2 separate regions of the Mus musculus genome follow, and region 2 is linked to region 1. A link is a contact called in ENCODE Hi-C or POLR2A ChIA-PET data. All regions are on one chromosome and are shown on one strand. Each heading gives the region's core, a stretch centred on a gene start or an enhancer-like site at or near the end of the contact. The rest is flanking DNA. Distances are from core to core; before and after follow the strand shown. Region 1 holds the start of Ankrd28 (ankyrin repeat domain 28). Region 2 holds the start of Dph3 (diphthamine biosynthesis 3).

Region 1 (7,218 bases), core at 1,261-3,760:
CTCAATCTCACAGAGATCCACCTGCCTATTACTCCCAAGTGCTAGGACAAAAGGCATATACTGCCATACCTGGCCAAGCTCTTTTACATTTTAACAGATGCAGGAATAATAATATATTTTGATGTTAATAAAACTTGAACACAAATATTTTTAATTTTTTCTATTTTTTCCAGAATCAATAGTTGTTACTATCTCAACAGCTATGAAAATATAGTTGTTAAAATACTAATTTTGAATCTGAGTGGTCCTAAAGAACTCCCAGTTTTTAATATTACTACCTTGATTGACTGTGTGATATGAGTAGGCTGTGTAATATGCCTAACCTTTCTTCTTAATAAACAGTAAGACACACAAGATGTTAAAGTGTTCAAGATGGAGAAAGGTGAGCCCACCTAGTACTGAAACAACCTTTGCAGCAAGATCACACCCTCTCTAATGCAGAGATGGAATGCTGTAAGATACTTTAATCAATTACTCTTCATTAGGAAATTTTATCACCTCAATCCTAATACACTGAAATACACATTTGGTCCACTATCTCAACCCATACCCTCTAAACCGCTTGCTTGCTACCCAAAATCAGTTTGTTCTGTGTTCCAAATCAAGTACCTGTTGTGCTTTTAAATCCTAGAACTTTAACCCAGAGGAGAGCATGCTGAGGCTGTGTGTTTGTTCAGTCGTATTAATTGCTGAGTCAACATCCAGTGTTAAACAGGCATACATGTAGAAGAGAGTAAATCTTTCATCCTCGAGGAAGGCAAAACTCGATTGGCTGTAGCACATGGACAATTATAATCACAAAATATTTTAGTAATGTTGTCATAACACCTTTGTTTTGGAGAAGTCAAAGTCTTTCATACTGCTAATTCATTCACCTTCAGTGCACTGATAAAGAGACATGGGGTGACAGAATTCTCATTTCATCGGCCAGAGTTGATGCAGAAAGAAATTAGGCACTGAAGAAAATGCAAAGCAAGAATCATTTTTTTTTTTCTGGCTAAGCCTCTTCCATCAGTTATGAGAATTCCTCCATTTTAAAGTAGCAAATACCAACCATGGTAAAAATGTAATTTTAGAAAAGCAATTGTTTCAGCAGAATTATGGCATAGTTATGTTAAGAGATATCAGAAGGCTCTTAGTGCATTTGATCTTGCACTTTGATATTTTCTGTTCTTATGGGGCTAAAGAGTTGTTTTTAATAATAGCATTATAATAAACTGACAGTCCTGGCACTGATCCCCATTTTTCTAGACTGCCATTAGGCTCAAATCGATTCTCTAAATAAAGTCTGTCCCAAGAGACACACCAATGCAGGGAAAAGATGAGGTTTGGTTTTGTTTTTTAAACCAACCCGATATCTCACGTTTGTGTTCTAACCATCTGTACCTTTTATTAATCAGGGGCTGGAGCCGCCCAGGCTGACAGACACAGGAGAACAACAATCTTCTCCCACACAAGCCTGGAATGGTAACAGTGTGCGGCTGCCTAAGAAAGAAAAGCCTTTTCTGAGCTGTGGGTTGGCGTGGGTGTGTGTGCCAGGGCGAGGGAGTCATTCCTCTTCTCCATCCAAGGATGCTATTTATTGAAAATCCTGCACATCTTTTTGAAAAAATTGATTTCTTTCAAGTGGGAGGCAAAAACCCTTTTGATGATAAAGAAGAAAGGGGGAAAAAAAACACATGCAAGATTGAAAGGGGCGCTTTGGAGAGAAATGTTCCGCGGTCACAACCTGTTCAGGCTATGAAGACCACACCCTTCAGTCTCGCGTGCCAGCAGTCCCCCGGTGACCACGTCTCCCCCAAAGCCCGCGGAGACATTCTCACTCTCGCTCCACGTGCGAGTCCGGTTCCCCGCTGCCCTCGCTACTCTGTTGAAAGCAGCATCGGCCCGGAGGTCTCCCTGGCTCGCACCGGCTCCGGCTGCCTTCTCCGCACCTGACTGAGCTGAGCTTGTGCACGCCACCTCCACGTGCCATCCCGGGCCGTTACCCGGTACCCAGTTTCCGTCCCTCCCCACCTCCAGTCCGGGCTCCGCCCACCGCGCCCGGGGCGCGCGCCCAGACGCCCCGCCACCTGGCCCGCCCGCTCCGCGCGCCGCCGCTTCCTGTGCCCCGCCCCTCCCTCCGCGGAGAGGCGGAGCCCGGGAGCGAGCGAGCGCGGTGGCGTGGCCAATGGGCGCTCGGCTTACTCTGGCCTCTCCCCCGCGCGGCCGCCAATCGCGGCGGGCGGTGGTGGTAATATTGTGGAGTGGAGTTTGGATGCCGCCGCGGCCGCGGGCTGGAGCGGCGCGGCGGCGGGGGCTGCTGGGGTATTTCGGGAAGGGGGTGTGAGGCGGCGGCGAAGGCGGCGGCTGCGTGTGGGAGGTGGCTGAGAGCTAGAGGGAGAGAGCGAGAGAAAGGACGGAAGAAAGAGGGCGGGAGTCCTTGGAGGAGGCGGGACCGGCGGGGCTCTTCGCGGCGGCGGCGGCGGCGGGCGGCCGGGGAGGCGGCGCCGCCCCCTGCCCGCGCTCTCTTCAACGTAGCCGGCCACCTACCCGCCGGGCGCGGGTAGTGGCCGAACAGCGGCGACCGCCATGGCGTTCCTCAAACTCCGCGACCAGGTAGGTGAGGGGCGGCGGGGCGGGATCGCGCCACCGAGGAGTCGGAGGAGGGTGGACCAGCGGCGTGGGCCGCCCGGGCGCCCTGTCGGCGCGGTGGCAGCGAGGGAAGAGGGTGTCCCGGGTCGGCAGCCGTGCGGGCCGTCCGCCTGTCAGTGCAGCCCCAGCTCCGAGAAACCCACGTGCCGCCGGGGGATCGCGGCCGCCGCCACAGGGGCGGGTTCTGCGCTCGCCGCCCTCGCGTCCGGCGCGCTGCCGGGTAGGCGCCTCCTCTTTCCTGCCAGGTGAGGCTCGGGCCTAACAGGTGGCTTTGCGGTGCGGAGTCGGAGCGGGGCAGGCGGCGGCCGTGACCTGGGGTCACGACCTTGCCCTCGGGTTCGCTTCGCGGGGCGGTTCACGGTCCACCGCACCGTCTCTGCGGAGAGGTAGTGGCGGTCGAAAGCAAACCCACCGGTGCCGATGGATTCTGCTGGGGACTGGTTGTTACGGTGCATATTCCCAGGCTGGTTTTCTCTTGGCATATTCTGCACCATCTTGGTTTAGTTTTCCTGACTTAGGAAGAGCTTGTCAAAGAACACCTGAAGTGCTCAGAAGACTGCAGTACACTGTGGGCTGGGAAAAATAACTCTGTATCTACCAATGAAATCGCAACTATGTCTGAATGAACGCTTGTTACCCTTTTAAAAAGGCGAGAAGGTGAATTACCAGACGCTCCCCAGTGTTTGTCTCTTTTAAAGAAAAGGGAAAGTAACGAGTGGATTTTACGGAGTCGCGGGAACCTATTAATGCTTGAGTACCCCTTTTGCCATTGTTTTTCTGAATAGGAGATACTGAACAGATTTGAAGGGAAACCAATCAGAAAGTGGGCACAAGCTTAACAAAAACGATAGGGAAAAACTTAATGTTTTATGTCATTTTCTACCAATTAAAACTTAAGTTCTGAGTCTAGCTAATGTCAATTCTCACTTAAAAAGTGAATATTCTACTTAGGCTGAATGCTGACTTTTAGTATCATTTGGTATCAGCAGAATTTTAGCTGATATTAACAATAGGGCATGATACTTTGAAAAACTCTGGTTGATAAGTTTGTATTTCAAAATCTGTGAATAACTTTACTGTTCAACATGTTCCATTAGCTACACATAGAATCTTTGAGTTGATTAAAATTAAGAAAGCACAGTTTCTCAGTTGTGCTAGTCAAAAGCACACTTTTCAAAAGTGCTCACCAGCCACAGGTAGCAAAACCTTTCATTGCACAAAGTTGTCAGGAAAAAACAAAAAAATCTGTTAATAACAAGCAGAGTTCAAGCCCAGATCATCTAATTCATATGTAGTTAATACCATGAAACTCAAGATCTAGATTTTCAGCTAATCTTTATTACTCTAGTAACTCTTTGTACCTGAATATTTGGTTGTAATCCTTCACTTTTGGAAATGTATTTTGTGATTTGGTCATTGTGTGTGTTAGGGATTTGGTAGACTGTTAGAAGATCTTACTTTATAAAAAAAAATGAATAAATAATAAAAATCTATTGGCATCTGTGCATTTGAGTGTTTAGTAACTACAGTTTTGAAGCAGTCGTAACACTGATTCAGTTTTGTGTAATATTCTTTAACACTCAGTGGTGATATTGATTTTTAAAATGTTACCTGTAAACTTGAGAATCCGTGATGAGTAAGTTAATGAGATGGCATTGCTGGGGAAGACTTACTGTATTACAAAATAATTGGCTCATCTAGTTCTTTTGAAAGACAACTGAGTTTTTCTTAATTTAAAGGGAATTGCACTTGTTTTTAGAAATCAGTTTATTGATATGTTTCAAGACATTAGAAGTGATGATAGAAACGAAGTGGGATTCAATAGTTTAGTGTTTTCCATTTCTAGGGAAAGCATATTAGCTAGACAAAGTAGTTTTTGGAGGAAAGGTGAGAAGACCTGTATATGTACACAGGATTTTAAATCTGGAAGGTAGTTGATACCGCTTTTAACGCAACAGCTTTATATACATTCCAGTTAGGAAGTAGTATAATTTTTTTAACCTTGCAAAGAATAGAAGGAAGCTAGACATGAGTAAGGATTTTCTTCAACATTTAAGTATGAGAATGGTTCTACATGGTAAAGATATAAAGTCAGAGATGAGGAAATGACATAATCAGTAAAGAGCTTACTGTCAGCATGAGGATCTGAGTTTGATTCCTGAAACTCAGTAAAAACCTGGGGCACAATGGCACATGCTTGGGATCTCTGCACGGGGAGGCAGAGGCAGGAGAATCCCTGGGGCTTCCTAACTTGCCAGCCTAGCCTGCTTTACTCCTGAGGAATAACACTGGACATTGACTTCCGGCCTCCACATACACATATGCAACCACAGGAACACACACACATACACACACACACAAGATACACAGGGAAGACAAATATAAAATCAGTAAGCAAATAAGGAAATTGTCCTCATTCATTCTGTAATCAGAATAGGACAGCATTTACTTTGTGGCAGCATGTAATTCAGCGAATAAGAAAGAATTACTGTATTACTTTCTGCCTATGGGTGGATGAAAATATTTTTTAAATTGTTAGTAAAATGAAGCTTGTTTTCTGTTGATAACAGTAGACATGAACTTTTTTCCTGAATTACTTCACTTTGGCTTGTGTAACAGTGGCAGAATTTTCTCTCCTGAGGTTATCACGGTCTATTTTATCTCCTTAGGTGATGAAAATTACTCATATATGGTTACATTTTAAATCATAAACATTATGTTCTATTAAGAAAGATTGTTGGTCTTTGTTTAGGTTCCCCATTTCAGAAGCTAAGTAGCAACTGACACTTACTTCAGTATATAGAAAATGATGGGGAGTGGTGGAGAGGGGGACCTTAATGTCAGACTTGTTAGTAGCTGCTCAGCCCCAAGCCTTTGTTGTGCAGGTATGTCTAGTATTTCTGGAATTCCTTTTTCCTTTAGGATACCAGAAGTCCACATTGCTAGGGAAAAAATCTATTTTTGTTAGTAAACTGGTGACTACCAGTAACAACAGTGAATACTCAGGTTATAAAAGAGAACTACTATAAAACTAGTTTCTAACTTCTAATTCAGAGGAGTTGGAGAAAAACTCCAGAAATGGTACTCATTAAACTGAGAATTCTTTAACAGAAAGGGGCCACAGTGGTCGCCCTCTTCTCCCCCTCCATTCCCCCTTCCCTTCTCCCCCTTCCCCCTCCTCCCTCCTTCCTTTTCTCCTCTACTCTGCACAAGTGTGCGTGCTCCTCTGTGTGTGTGTGTGTGTGTGTGTGTGTGTGTGTGTGTGTGTGTGTGTGTGTTTTGCATAGCCAGGGATTGGATCTGGGACCTCTACACTACCAACCTGGTCATAAACCTTTTTAAAAATTGAGCTAGAATATGTATACCATAAAATTTATACTCTTAAAATAAGTGGGCTTTTTTTAGTTGTTTTCACAAAACTGTAATCACCACTAATTCTAGAATTTTTTTTTTTACCACTCCAGAAAACCACATGACAATTAGCAGTCATTTTAGCTTTCTCTTGCTTTCTACACCTGGCAATCAACAATCTACTTTTTATGAACTTGCCTGTTCTGGATATTTAATTTAAATGGAATCATATAGCATATGGCCTTTTATGTCTCATTTGATTTTGCAAAATTCTTTGTAAAGGTTTCATTAGTCTGTTGAGTATAACTTCATGTGTCTTGTATAGGGCTGCTGGAGTAAAACCCAAGGGTCTTCTGCTAAATAGACATTCGATCACCAAGCTGGGTTTTTAACTATGGCCATAAACTTCTGTAGCATGGTCAAGAGTGCAAAAAAAAAAAAAAAAAAAAAGTGTAAAATTACTTAGACCATTTCATTTGCACCTGAAGCTTACTTAACATTAGTGTGGAGTAGGATTTTTCTATTTTTCAGAATTTGTTTATAACTGGAGTTAAATTTTGTTTGCAAGCCGGGTGAGGTGGCACACGCCTTTAATCCCAGCACTCCGGAGGCAGGCAGAGACAGGCGGATTTCTGAGTTCGAGGCCAGCCTGATCTACAAAGTGAGTTCCAGGACAGCCAGGGCTATACAGAGAAACCCTGTTTCGAAAAACAAAAAACAAACAAACAAATTTTTTTGTTTGTTTGTTTGCAGTAATACTAAAGGGCAGTGAGTTTTAATTTTTAGATTTTTTTCTAATTGTATTTAGTATATAGGTTTCTTAAAATACTGTTTTTCCCCCATGTAAAAATGTTAAAATTTTAGGGCCCTATTAGGTATATGATTATGAGATATGATAATTGAAAATACTATACAATGTGTAATGATTAGACCAGTGGTTGGTATCAGCCTTGGCTGTCCCAGAACTTGCTATGTAGACCCAGTTGGCCTCAAACTCACAGAGATCTTCCTTTACAGACATCTCCTGAGTAATGGAGTTAAAGATGTGCCCCACCATCTACAGAGTGTTGGGAGGGGCCAGTTTGAGACAGGGTCTCTCTGTATCCCTGGCTAGCCTGGAACATGGCTTGTAGATCAGGGGCCTTGAACTGTGTGTAGTTACAATTTATGAATTTTTAAAGAATAGATTTTAAAATCTATATAAAAATTTAATAATGAACTTATTTTGTGTAG
Region 2 (7,218 bases), core at 2,572-5,071, 260 kb before region 1:
AAAATCCCTACTAAGTTAATCCTCCCGTGAAAGGTGGACATTGTTCCACTTAATGCTTTAGAGAACTGCTACTAAAATAAACATTTTTACAAATGTCTACTTCTCAACTGAACTGGAAACTAAGGAAAATTAACTTTTAAAAGCTGCTCTTTTTCAAAGTCTGAATTTTGCTAACAGTACCAAGCCTAAGAGTGCCAATAACTGGCAAGTAACGGTATTTTTATAAAATTGTGTTCAACTTGCCTTCTGAACTTTATTCTAGTTCTTTTTTAAATTTATTTTTATTTTTTTGAGACAGGGTTTCTCTGTATAGCCCTGGCTGTCCTGGAACTCACTCCGTAGAACAGGCTGGCCTTGAACTCAGAAATCCGCCTGCCTCTGCCTCCCAAGTGCTGGTATTAAAGGTGTGTGTCACCACTGCCCGGCTTTATTCCAGTTCTTATACGAAAGTATTAAAAAGAAAAAATCAGATTGGCAAGATGGTGCAGTAGATAAGGGTGCCTTCTGCCAAGCCTGAGAAGCTGGCCAGGAGACAGGTGATAACTACACCTACAGATGAGGCGGAGTGTAAGGAAGGGTGGTGGGGGCCGCTATGGGGAGTACTAGTGAAGGACTCTGGGGGCTGACAGCAGCTGAGATGAAAGCAGAGCCGATCGAGACAGCCAGGCAGACATGAAGGGGAGACATGAAGCACACTGCAGCAGAGATCTTGGAAGGAACAAAGCCCAAGCAAGAAACAACGCTGGCGAGTTAAGAGGAGCTGGGTGAGAATGCCAGGAACCCGTACATGTGCCTATGTGTCCAAAGTGAAGGTCCAAAGTGTGTCCAAAGTGAAACTTCCCTGAAGGGCACTCACAGCAACTGAACCAAGTTCAGAACAAGGACATGATCTTGGTACTTTTAAATGGTCACCCACGTTAAAGCAGGAAGTCAAGACTCTAGCTTAAGATTCTGGTAGATGGACTGGTGAGATGGCTCAGTGGGTAAGAGCACCCGACTGTTCTTCCGAAGGTCCAGAGTTCAAATCCCAGCAACCACATGGTGGCTCACAACCATCTGTAACAAGATCTGACCCCCTCTTCTGGAGTATCTGAAGACAGCTACAGTGTACTTACTTACATATAATAAATAAATAAATCTTTTAAAAAAAAAAAGATTCTGGTAGAACAGCGGCCAGAGATGGTAGGACAGTATTAAAAATGTTTGGGAATCAGAGCCCTTCAACTTGCTGAGAGGTTCCTACTGTAGGAACAGCCCTGCTGGCTTCCTCTCATTCTGCCAGAAACAGACCAGGCAGTCTGGTTCGTCCCGAAAAAAACAAAAACAAAAAACAAAACCACAAACAAACAAACAAACAAAAAAGAGTTCTAGGTTCTAGGACCAAAAGAGTCCAAGTTGGCATCGTGACTTTTGAGCTTTGCCTTAGCGAATTCTTCAGCCCCTAGACCTCATTTCCCAGGGCTAAAGACACACCCCATCTGTACTTCACTGTGTTATTCTTTTTTTTTTTTTTTTTTTTTAAGGTGAATCTTTTTTTTTTTTTTTTTTTTTAAAGATTTATTTATTATATGTAAGTACACTGAAGCTGTCTTCAGACACTCCAGAAGAGGGCACCAGATCTCATTACGGATGGTTGTGAGCCACCATGTGGTTGCTGGGATTTGAACTCCTGACCTTCGGAAGAGCAGTCGGGTGCTCTTACCCACTGAGCCATCTCACCAGCCCTCACTGTGTTATTCTAATGATCAAACACACATAAGAATTATCCAGAACCCAGTGTCAACTACCATAAATAAATGGCTCATTAAGTTTTTCCTTTACTATTTTAAATAATATGCACACAAATGATTTGTTGAGAAGTTAAAAAGAAAAGCTAGCTGATTATAACTTCAGTCTTTAAGATGCCCCAGAAATTTGTTTTTGATGGGTCTGAACTGCTTTCTAAAACATCAGGTCCAGGGCTGGAGAGATGGCTTGGCAGTTAAGAGCACTGACTACACTTCTAGAGATCCTGAGTTCAATTCCCAGCAACCACATGGCCAGAAAAGGGTGGCCCGGAACTGGAGTTATAGACATAACTAACTTCAATATAGGTGCTAGGAATTTAACGTCGGTCTTCAGGAAGAGCAGCAGTGATATTAACTGATGAACCAGCTCTTCAGCCTTTTGTGTGTTTGCTTTTTAAATAAAAGACCTAAGAACTTATACACACTACGAGCCTCGTGTGGCCGGTAGCCTCCCCAATATGGAGCTCACCAACTTGTCGGCCCCTGCGCTCCAGAGATCCACCTGTTTCTGCCCCTGCTTGCATCAATGCTGGGGTTACAGATCGATATACTTGCCAGGCCATTCCCTACCAACAACTGCATCCATTTCTGCGCATTCAAGAATGGCTCATAAGAACTAAAGATCATCTGAACTAAAGACAGACACTTGGAAATCAGTTTTCTTCCTGTGTCCCAGAGGTTACCTGGGAAGTATTTATACCCATAAAGATAGAAGGCTTTCACTGCATTTCTCTTCTGCCCAGACAGGCTACAGCTAACCTGCAACAGGCTACAAAGATCTCCTAATTGCTATTTAGATCTTCAATTATGTTAAAAAAAAAAAAAAAAAAAGGAATGGAGATCTTTGAAACAACCTTCCATACACTTAAGTTCTGGGTTTTTTCCTCCCAAAGGCTTCTCTGCCCATAGGTTTTCACACTTCAAAAAGGCTTCAAAATATAGTGTCCTTTAAACATGCACAAAATTGGTAATTTATGCACACAACTGTACATACTTAAACACTGTTACAGAAATGTAAACTACATAAGTCATACATGACTGCTGAACTATTCATTCTCGTGCAAAAGAATGTTAGATTCCAAAGGATCTACTCTCAGAAGAGGATGTAAGAACCAAAGAATGTAATTTTCCAACCCCCAGAGCTCTTCAAGTCAAACTGGAATCCAGTTCTGCCATACTACTTTTCACTACACTGCACTCCTCCAGTGAGATGAGTAACTGCTTAGCACTACTCCAAAGTCCCTGGTTGTAACCGGAACAAGCCCAGCACGGCTCTCGGAACAACGTGCTTCTCAAAGAAGAGGCTGCACGCTGACGAAAATACCAGGAACACCATTCCTTTTACCGAGAACTAAAGTTCACATAAATAATTTGTTCCTGGGCTTTAGAGACAGCTAGGCTCATCGTTATGGCCTAGGTATGCAATCTTGGGCAAGATGCCCAGTCTCTAAATCTATGTTAAAGATGAATAAAATGGATTTTTGAACCTCAAGATCAAGTTTAACATATAGGTTGCCCACTAAAAACCCCAATAATTAAAAGCTACTGTGCCCACCACTGCAGTGAATATTTAAAATATGGCTAGAACTCGCCCCTGTCTTGCAGATCTTGGTTCTCTACAACACAACCGGGGTATCAGAAAGTGGCTGGGGTGAGAGAGGCAGTGATGTACCTGCAGGCAAGAACTCATAACAGGCCAAGAGTCACTCAGAGTTCAAGGTCGCCTGAAACGCAATTGCAGGAGCGCTGTGGGCCGAGAACTGGAGAGGACGCTGTGTGGCTCCCTGAGCCTCAATGATTCCCCCTTTCAAGAGGGCGTAGCCTCCGCCAATTCTTTTAATGTCCTCTGAAGTCAGCTATGGAGGACAAGACTCCACCTGCATAGAAAACTCGTTTATATCCCAAGCCCAAACTCCCCGGGCCCCGGACTGACGTAACCGCCATGAGAGGGAGCCCTTCACACTATTGGTCGCTGGCACCCAGTGGACGGAGAACTGCGCAACGCTGCTGCGCAGGAAGCACCATCTTTCCGGCGCTATCTCCATGGCGACCGCGACCGGGTCACCCTTTTGGCCGCGGCGGTAGAAGTTACGTCATCGCCTGTGCGTCCGGAAGTGACTGTTCCTGCGCCAGGGTGGACCGGGAAGACCGGGCCTTACCCTGCCTGGGCGCAGGTAGGCAAGCTGATGCGGTGCCGACCGGGTGACCATGGCGGTGTTTCACGACGAGGTGGAGATCGAGGACTTTCAATATGACGAGGACTCGGAGACATATTTCTACCCTTGCCCCTGTGGGGATAACTTTGCCATCACCAAGGTACTCTAAAGGGCCCGCCGGCGATCCCTCGAGCTTGCGCATTGTCGCTTCCGGTGTCCCTGGGAAGGCTCAGTTACCCACGTGTTCTTCCGAACCCCCGCCCCTAAAGTAGTAACCTAGGCTGTCTAGCATACAGGGTCGGGTTAAGGGCGCTGTTCTCCGTAGTCCCGCCCCTAAGTGTTTTTCTTTTTTTTCTATTTTTTTTTCCCCTGGGAGCTTCTTTGAAGAAGGGAACTTGATTTTGTACCCCAGGGTTTTGGAGGCGATCGAACCAATCTAATCTCCCTGTTTTTTTTTCCTAGATGACACTTGGGAGGAAAGTTCTTTGTGTTGTTACCCAACTAAAGACTTGCCCATAGACATAGGAGAGATTTATGGGAAGTTGACGAAAGGCTATGCTGACCATATGTTGTTTGATTGCGTTGTAGGAAGATTTGGAAAATGGAGAAGATGTGGCCACGTGTCCTAGCTGCTCACTCATTATAAAAGTGATTTATGACAAAGTAAGGGATATGTTAAAGGGGATGGGTGGTGTGAGCTAATGACAAGGGCCTAAAGGAGCCTGTCTGATAGAAAAGGGCGGAAGAGTGTTGGGTGTTGGTTTGTTTTTTGAGACAGGGACCTTAAGTAGCCCTGGCTATACTGGAACTCATGATGTGAACCAGGCTGGCCTTGAATTCACAGAGATCTGCCTTTTATGTAACTTATGATCACTTTGGAAAGGGCAATAAAGAAATTGCTTTGTAATGAAAATTGATGACTTAATCAGGAATGAAAAATTATGGTTATTTTAATTGATGTTCTTCCTTTTGACATTTCTCTTGTATTTAATATTTAGTTTGTTCAGAGCTCTAGGATATTTTTAGAAGATTGCATTTTATTGCTTGCCTAGCTTATGTACAGAATCTACCTTGTTTGAGATATAGTTCCTAGATGTAATGTTACAGTTCCATGTTCCTTTGTATCCATTAGGAATGGCAATAGAAAAGGGGTAAATATCTTTACTTCCCACCCAAAGCTCAGTTAGTGCTTTGGAGTCTAAGTACAGAATGTAACAGTCTAGAGGATAAATTCTAAAATGACTATAGGGTAAGTTGGACCAAAGCACAGAACTTTGTGGGAGAAGCAGGTGTTAATTTAGACAATAATAGAAATGTAATGATTCATTCTTATTTTAAAATGGTTTATGGAGCAAAGAACAATGGACAGACTAGGGACTGACTCCTTGGGAATCACACTGTAGAGGATGTGTAGTAACTGGGAAAGTTTTTGTGGTAGCTGGCATAAACCAGCATGAAAGATCAGAGTGTGAACTTCATTTACAAGTAGTTACTGTTGCAGGTATATGTTGGGAAACACACAAAGGCATTCTTTTTATTACTCATTTTGAAGAGGTTACATATTTGAATGACCAGATATTGATCTGAAATATAAAAACTTGATAGTTGTGATGTGTTTATTTCTGGGAACTGGTTGCTCCCTAGCTAAGATATTTATGAGACACTGCATATTAACTAATGACCTCAGGGCTAAACTTCAGTATACTTTTAGATTCTGGTTCTAGTGCTGACACCAGCTCTCTGTACAAAAATAAAGTGTTATTGGGTCTGGGGAGATGGATTAGAGGCTAAGAGCTTCCAAAAGGAGTGGCCATTTACATCTTCCACAGTGGTGGCTCACAGCCACCTGCAACTCTAGCCCCAGGGAATCTGGTGCCCTCTTCTTCCCTCACGGGCACCCCCCACACATGTGGGGTACATACCTACATACAAACAAAAAACCAAAAGTCTTTGAATGTTCCTTTGTTTCCAGTTGTGTCAACTGGGGTAGCTACTAATATCTATTAGGAAGACCAAGGGCTGAGGCCATACAGCACAGACCATCCCTGAGCAGCAGTTAGTTCTTGGTACGTAAGTCATAAAAATTTTAAACTAAATTTGTTGGCATTTTTATAATACTATAAATGGATTTTCCCCTAAATTTCACATCTTGATTTTTTTTTTCATTGCTAGCATTAAAAGAAAGAAAGAAGGAAAGAAAACAAGATGACAGAACAGTGAAAAAAACTAATAGCCAGATTGATTCTGTGGCCAAAGGAAAGTAATGTTAATGCATTTGTGAGACAAACACCCGGCGGCTAATAGCATTTCTTCTTCTTCTTAGGATCAGTTCATGTGTGGAGAAACAGTCCCAGCACCTTCAACCAACAAGGAGTTAGTTAAATGCTGAAGAGGCTCTCAGGTACCCACATCCTGAACCGTGGGGGCTGAGCCCAGGTGGATGGATCCAGTGCAGAGTTACCAACCTCCTCGATGGGCAGCCTCAGGGGTGTGATCTTCATCAGCCACTGAACTCAGCATGAAAAAGGGAGCCTATGACATGCCAGCCCTGGATTCCATACTGGGACTGGAAGGATTCCTAATTGTCCGTCTGAATTTAAGGAAGAGCCTTATTATAAACTGTGGTTTTTCCTTCAGTCGGCTGCATCATTTGAACATCTGGAAATTCATTTTCTGAAAATAACATCATCCGCCTCAATCCTGAGTGTCTTTTATTTTTTTAAGATTTATTATTTTATTCTTAATTGTGTGTGTATGTGCATTTGTGTGTGGGTACGTGCATATGAGTACCGTTGCCCAAGATGGATCTCCTGGAGCAGGAGTCCCAGGCAGTTGGGAGCCACCTGACGTGGATGCTGGGACCCAAACTTTGGTTCCCTGAAAGCACTACACATTCCTAACCTTGGAACCATCTTTCCAGCCCGTGATGGGAGCTTTTCAAAGATTACATTTTGACATAGTTTCTGAGGTGGTTCAGGTGAGGCCTTTCCTAGAAACATCTGCCTTTTCCAGAGCTGCACTTGCGGCTCATTCATCAGCCAGCCACCTAGGCTTGCCGTGACTGCGTTGTTCCTGTTCTCAGTCATTTCTGTTACTTTTCACGCGCCAAGTGCAGTCCTGGTATTAGACCGTAAGACCACAGTTTCTCTGTAGCTTCCAGTTAGTGAGGAAGGAGGGACGTCTGAAGTGACTTAGTAAAAGAGACACTGTTCTTTAATGCCTCGTGCATCCTTATGTCAGGACAGGTTAAAAGGAAACAGCCAAGTGAGGTACCT

Evidence for each region. A loop is a pair of places that touch in the nucleus more often than their neighbours do. ChIA-PET counts read pairs that join two places held with the same protein, here RNA polymerase II (POLR2A).
Region 2: a map of T-helper 2 cell shows a loop between it and region 1 (2.4-fold over the local background). The contact joins the promoter of Dph3 here to the promoter of Ankrd28 in region 1. A Hi-C loop is called at or near these places in 2 of 37 maps with a recorded cell type or tissue (T-helper 2 cell and v-Abl transformed pro-B cells). POLR2A ChIA-PET finds 5 or more read pairs at or near these places in 1 of 5 experiments (Patski).

The regions. Positions count from the first base shown.
Region 1 is chr14:31,825,707-31,832,924 of GRCm38, reverse strand. It overlaps Ankrd28 (ankyrin repeat domain 28), which reads left to right and starts at 2,510. Exons shown (of 28, transcript NM_001024604.2): 1 at 2,510-2,598. The coding sequence starts at 2,572.
Region 2 is chr14:32,082,295-32,089,512 of GRCm38, reverse strand. It overlaps Dph3 (diphthamine biosynthesis 3), which reads left to right and starts at 3,821. Exons shown (of 3, transcript NM_172254.4): 1 at 3,821-4,103; 2 at 4,532-4,606; 3 at 6,267-7,218. The coding sequence starts at 3,996. The coding sequence ends at 6,332. It overlaps Oxnad1 (oxidoreductase NAD-binding domain containing 1), which reads right to left and starts at 3,785. Exons shown (of 8, transcript NM_145460.2): 1 at 3,460-3,785.